2 separate regions of the Homo sapiens genome follow, and region 1 is linked to region 2. Evidence: read pairs that join two places in POLR2A ChIA-PET (ENCODE). Cell type or tissue: A673. All regions are shown on one strand. Each heading gives the region's core, and the rest is flanking DNA. Links, peaks and the distances in the headings are about the cores only.

Evidence for each region. Peaks named below come from ENCODE experiments on the same cell type or tissue, not always from the same donor. Only the 100,000 strongest peaks of a DNase experiment are listed, where the experiment ranks them.
Region 1: POLR2A ChIA-PET joins it to region 2 with 7 read pairs; 2 of 35 experiments call an interaction of 5 or more read pairs at or near these places.

What each region holds. Positions count from the first base shown.
Region 1 is chr21:36,481,388-36,484,304 of GRCh38, reverse strand. All of the region lies in intron 2 of CLDN14-AS1 (CLDN14 antisense RNA 1), which reads right to left. It also overlaps a transcript of CLDN14 not described here. Among named protein-coding and RNA genes, the nearest start is that of CLDN14, 2.7 kb to the right of the region's middle. In A673, for the core only: no CTCF peak of the experiment used is centred there; no DNase peak of the experiment used is centred there.
Region 2 is chr21:36,381,793-36,384,709 of GRCh38, reverse strand. No RefSeq gene overlaps it. Among named protein-coding and RNA genes, the nearest start is that of CHAF1B, 2.1 kb to the left of the region's middle. In A673, for the core only: no CTCF peak of the experiment used is centred there; no DNase peak of the experiment used is centred there; H3K27ac peaks cover 908 bases.

The DNA of each region.
Region 1 (2,917 bases), core at 173-2,672, 100 kb before region 2:
GTTCACGTCAGAAAGTACAATCTTAAACCCAAGAACATGGGGCTTTTGAATCCAGAATCTAATGGACATGCATGCGTAAATAGAATCCGAGCCTCATGCTCTTCCTACCTCACTCGTCTTTGGGGCAGTTTTGTGGGATTTTCCTAAGGAAAGGGTCTATTTTTTGAAAACGGCCCCAAGGCCTACGGTTCTAAATCCAGACCGTGTCTGAGCATGGACAGTCTAGGTTCCTGTGTCCCTGCCGCCCAGTGGGGCCATAAGTCCTGCATCCTCCTCAGTGAAGGGCGGAGACTGCCCATCCCTGCAGTGGGTCCGTATCTGGCCCTGTCCCCCTTGGCTCCTTACAGGGCAAGAGAGGCTCAGAAGGTGCTTCTTTCTTTCTTTATTGCAATTGGCCTAGTTCTTGGCTTCTTTTCCTGCCTATATCACCAGCAGGGAGGGAAGGAGACTCCTCCAACAAGAAGGTCCCCACCCCAAATAGTGCCATTGTCAATGCCAGGAATCCAAAAGGTCTCAACCCACAAACCACAACACCCCTCTCCAGGAAGGGGTGACAAAAGCTCTCCTTCGGCAATACCTACGATGGATAAGGCACCACGCCGGGCACTTTGCATCCATCAACTCACACAGCTACATCATTACCAAACCTGGGCTCACCGTTCTTTTAACCAAAGATGGAGGATCCTTTTCCGAGGCTGACCTGCACTCCTAGTTGCCATGGAGAAAGAAGAAACCCTGGTTCCTTCACCGCATGGTTCCTATGAGGCCTCAGCAGCTGCCTTGTGCTTCTCTCTCTGGACCTCACGTGGCCTCTAGGCCTCACTGGACACAGACCCTGTGACCCCAGACAAAGGGTCAGGAACTTTCTGAGGCCCATTCCAGCAATTCCTGCTCAGAGAGACGCATGGTTTGAAACCACATGATGCATTTGTGCAGCCCTCCAGTTGTAACATTTGCCCAAGGGCTGTGAGCTGCGAAGCTAGCACTGGACCGGGCTCGCTCCTCAGGGCCTCCTGAACCCAGCGGCGCAGAGAGAGATGCAGACCCCGAGTCAGAAACAACACCACCTGGCCGTGCAAGGAGCTGATGCTGAGATGCAAGGGCTGCAGTGGGGCCTTGGGGAGAACTTGCAGCTGCCAACTCATTCTGGAGGTGGATACAGGGTAGTAACATGAGGCAGCGTAGTGGTAGGAGCCCACGAAGTGAGGCCAGTGTGCTCGGTTCAAACCCTGCCTCCACCACTTACAGGTGTATGACCTTGGGCGGGTGACTTCACTTCTCACAGTCTATTTTCCCATCCATAAAATGAGGTTAATAGGAGTACCTAAAGCAAAGGCTGTTTCAGGATTAAATTAGTAAATAGACGTAATATGCTTAAAACCACAGCTAGCACACAAAGAATGCTGCCTTTGTGTTCAGGACAATTGTGATTGTTGTTACTATTGACACAAGCAGTCTCCTTAGGTCAGACCTCTGCAAAGATATCACAGGCCTAGCACCAAGGTTTTCATGGAAGCGTCGTGACTTTCACAGGATATGCTGTTGATGAATAGAGCAAGGTCAAGTTTTACCACAACCTTTACTCTAGCAAGTTAGCTAAGGATCCACTAACTTCAGACTCAAGTTGTCAGCATGTGTGTCGCTCAAATCAAAGGGGACCCAAAACGGTAACCCAAACCCCAGGCATCTCTGCATACATAATTTTCCCTTCATTAATTTGTTTAGTCAACAAACTTTTGCCAGCTTCCTAATGTGTCAGACCCTAGTCTGGCTCCGTGAGAAATCAAAAAATGAATCAAGCTTCAAAGACCAGTTGAGATCAGAATAAAGGTGATCTATGTATCCATCCATCTATCCATCCATCCATCCATCCATCCATCCATCCATCCATCCGTCTATCCATCCATCCATCCATCCATCCATCCATCCATCCGTCAGTCTATCCATCCATCCATCCATCCATCCATCCATCCATCTATTGAAACATTGACTAACTTCCATCATACCCAGCCCATCAGGATAGTTGCTGCCCTAACTCAATGGGATGATTTTAGCAGTGTTAGGAAAATGCTCAAGACCTTCCTCTTCCAAATCCTCACTTACCCCTGATTGGCATTCGAAGTTTTACTATTAAATCTTTATTCCTTAGACTTAAAAATACCTCTTGGGAGGGACAAAATGTTGAGCCATTATGAGTCATTTACACCTTAGAGTTTAAAACCAGACCCAAGGGCAGACGTTGATGGAAGTTGGAGGAGCCAAGAGAAGAGTTCCCTGCCCACTCAGGGAGAGGATTGGGAGAGAAGGGCTGGAGACTCGGGACCAGCCTCTCTACCCCCTCATTTTCCCTCGCTCTGTGTGTGCCTGTGGCCCTGACCCTGAGAGGCAGGAGGGGAAGGTGTAGTGCTAGCCAGGCTCCCTGCTACTCATACGTGCTGGAGTCCAATAACTATTTGATGAACGAAGAACAAATCAATACCTTTCTATTTAGATTTCGTCACATCATGTTTCTGTGACTTTGCCCTCTGGTCCAGGAAACACTGTTTTATCCAAGAGGAGCCTTGGGCCAGGGTCACAGGTCAGGGAATTTTCAGGCTTCAGCCCAGAACAGGAATGACTTGTTCCAAAGAAAATCAAGACTAATAAAGATTTCACAAAATATCTACAAAACAGAACGTTACGTCCATTTCATTCACTGTCACAGTGTAATATCCCTAAAAACTATCATAATATTTTAAAGCAATTTGGAGTTTACATTTTCTCTCTGCGGGGTTTCCTAATAATACACAACGAATGCCAAGAAATCAAAGCCAGTTGTAAACTAAATGTAATGAACTTGTAGCCAAATCATCTCAAAGACAAAGTTATAAAAAATAATTTCTAAAAAGTGCCCAGCATAAAATTATAGATAATATGG
Region 2 (2,917 bases), core at 155-2,654:
GGGTTATCTGAGGAGCCAACTGCTCTAGGATTTTTGGAAAAAAAGAACAGACATGGATTCTTATATAAATACCGGCTGATGCTTTTAGCCAGCTTTATGAAAGGTACAGAAATTGCCTACAAATCCGTGTCTCATGTTGATGAGAATGGCTGTATGCTCCTTGAAGCCTGATTTCTACAGGAAGCTAGAATAACATAATCCGGATATGCAGTTTTTAGATTTTTCTCTTCAGGATTTACAGAGCTTGGACTGGGAATGACTATATACTTTAGATAATATGGCTGTTCTAAAAGTACAGATTCCTGGCCCTACTCAGCCCCATGATTCCGAATATCCAGCAGAGGCCCGTGCTCCAGGGGCTTGCATTTTCATAAACTCCCCGGTGGGTGTGATCATCAGTCTGTTTTGGAAAGCTCTGGATTCTTCGTGTCTCTCAAACATAAAATTTCTCCAAATTTCTCATAAATGCTGTTCATTCACAAATGAATAATCTGCCCACCTCTTGAAGTGTCACGACTCTGAACTGTGGATTTAAAAGATAAAAACACATGCTTTAAGTATTAAAAGTACATGAAGGAGTTGGCTTTCTTGGCGAACATTTTAGAGATCCGACTTCAGTGCCAACTTGATGAGCCAACACGGGCAGGGGATGCGGCTCTAGAGAGAGGCCCTGGGCTGTCAAATATTTTCTCAAAAAAAAAAAAAAAAGTATTTGTTCAAAACCTCAAAGTTTGCACCACAAATGTTGGACTAAAGAATTCCTGCCGGTCGCGGTAGCTCACGCCTGTAATCCCAGCACTTTAGGAGGCCGAGGTGGGCGGATCATGAGGTCAGGAGATCGAGGCCATCCTGGCTAACATGGTGAAACCCCATCTCTACAAAAATTACAAAAAATTAGTCGGGCGTGGCGGCGGGCGCCTGTAGTCCCAGCTACTCGGGAGGCTGAGGCAAGACAATGGCGTGAACCCGGGAAGCGGGGCTTGCAGTGAGCCGAGATCGTGCCACTGCACTCCAGCCTGGGCGAGAGAGCGAGACTCTGTCTCAAAAAAAAAAAAAAAAAAAAAAAAGGGAATTCCTATAACGCAATTCTAACTAGATTCCTCAACAACCACTGTTGTTCAGCTTGGGCCCCAAGCATCCATTTTGAGCAGAACTGCCTCAATTTAAGGGGACCAATGTTATTTGGTTCCTGAGAACTTTTTAATAATGAAAATTGATATAAAGGGACTAACTCTTAACTCAGCTTCGAAAAAAAACTTCTCAAGGCATTTTAATTTCCATTTGTAAGTGTGAACATTCTAAAATCAAAATCTGAGCCGGGCATGGTGGCTCACATCTATAATCCCAACGCTTTGGGAGGCCAAAGCAGGCAGATTGCTTGAGGCTAGGAGTTCCAGACCAGCCTGGCCAACATGGCAAAACCCCTTCTCTATAAAAATACAAAAACTATACAGAGTGGTAGTGTGTGCCTGTAATCCCAGCTACTCGGGATACTAGGGAGGCTGAGGCAAGAGAATCCATTGAACCCGGGACTTGGAGGTTGCAGTGAGCTGAGATGGCACCACTGCACTCCAGCCTGGGTGGCAGAGTGAGATTCTGTCTCAAAAAAAAAAAAAAAAAAAGCTTTGATAACAGACATACAAAATTCAGTACAGGGTTGGAAAAAAATGTTGAGCAAATATCAGAATAAGAAAACTAGGAGAAGCCAGGCGTAGTGGCTCACGCCTGTAATTGCAGCATCTGGGAGGCTGAAGCGGGCGGATCACTTGAGGTCAGGAATTTGAGACCAGCCTGGCCAACATGGTGAAACCCCATCTCTACTAAAAATAGAAAAAATAGGTCAGGCGCGGTGGCAGGCACCTGTAATCCCAGCTACTCAGGAGGCTGAGGCCAGAGAATCGTTTCAACCTGGGAGGCGGAGATTGCAGTGAGCCGAGATTGCGCCATTGCACTCCAGCCTGGGCAACAAGAGCAGAACTCCATCTCAAAAATAATAATAATAATAATAATAATAACAGCCAGGCATGGTGGTGGCGCCTGTAATCCCAGCTACTCGGAGGCTGAGGCACTAGAATCACTTGAACCCAGAGGGCAGTGAGCCAAGATCATGCCACTGCACTCCAGTCTGGGCGACAGAAACAGACTCAGTCTGAAAAAAAAAAAAAAAAAAAGAAAGAAAAAGAAAAATAGAAATGACGGAAATCAATACAGGAGATTGAGAACAACGGGACCTCTGGCACACTACTGGTGGAAGTGTAAACTGATGTAAATACTTTAGAAAACTGTTCAGCACTGTCTAATAAAGTTAATGATACGCCTACCCTATGACTCAGCAATTCCACTCCTTGGCATATATATCAGGAAAACAAAAGCAAACTCATACAAGAATCATTATCCATAATAGCCCCAAACTAGAAAGACACCAAATGTCCACCCACAGGAGAAAAGGTAATCAGACTGTGCCATATTCATACCACGGTATTCTACTCGGTAATCCAAAAGAAATACTGTGATAGTTAATTTTATGCCTCAGTTTGCCCGGGCTAAGACATACCCGATAGGTGGTCAACATTACTTCTGACTATGAGGGTGTTTCTGGAAGACTTTAGCATTTGAATCAGTAGACTGAGTACAGAAGATCCGCCCTCACCAACCTGGGCAGTATCTGGGGCATCATCCAACCTGTTGAGTCTGAAAAGAACAAAAAGTAGAGGAAGGGCAAATTCTGTCTCTTCTTGAGTTGGGACATCCTCTTCCACCCTCAGACATCAGAGCTCCTGGTTCTCAGGTCTTTTGACTCCAGGACTTATGCCACTGGTGTCCCTGGTTCTCAGGGCTTTGGAGTGGGACTAAGTTATACCACAGGCTTTCTTGGGTCTCCATCTTGCAGACAGCAGATCATGGGACTTCTCAGACT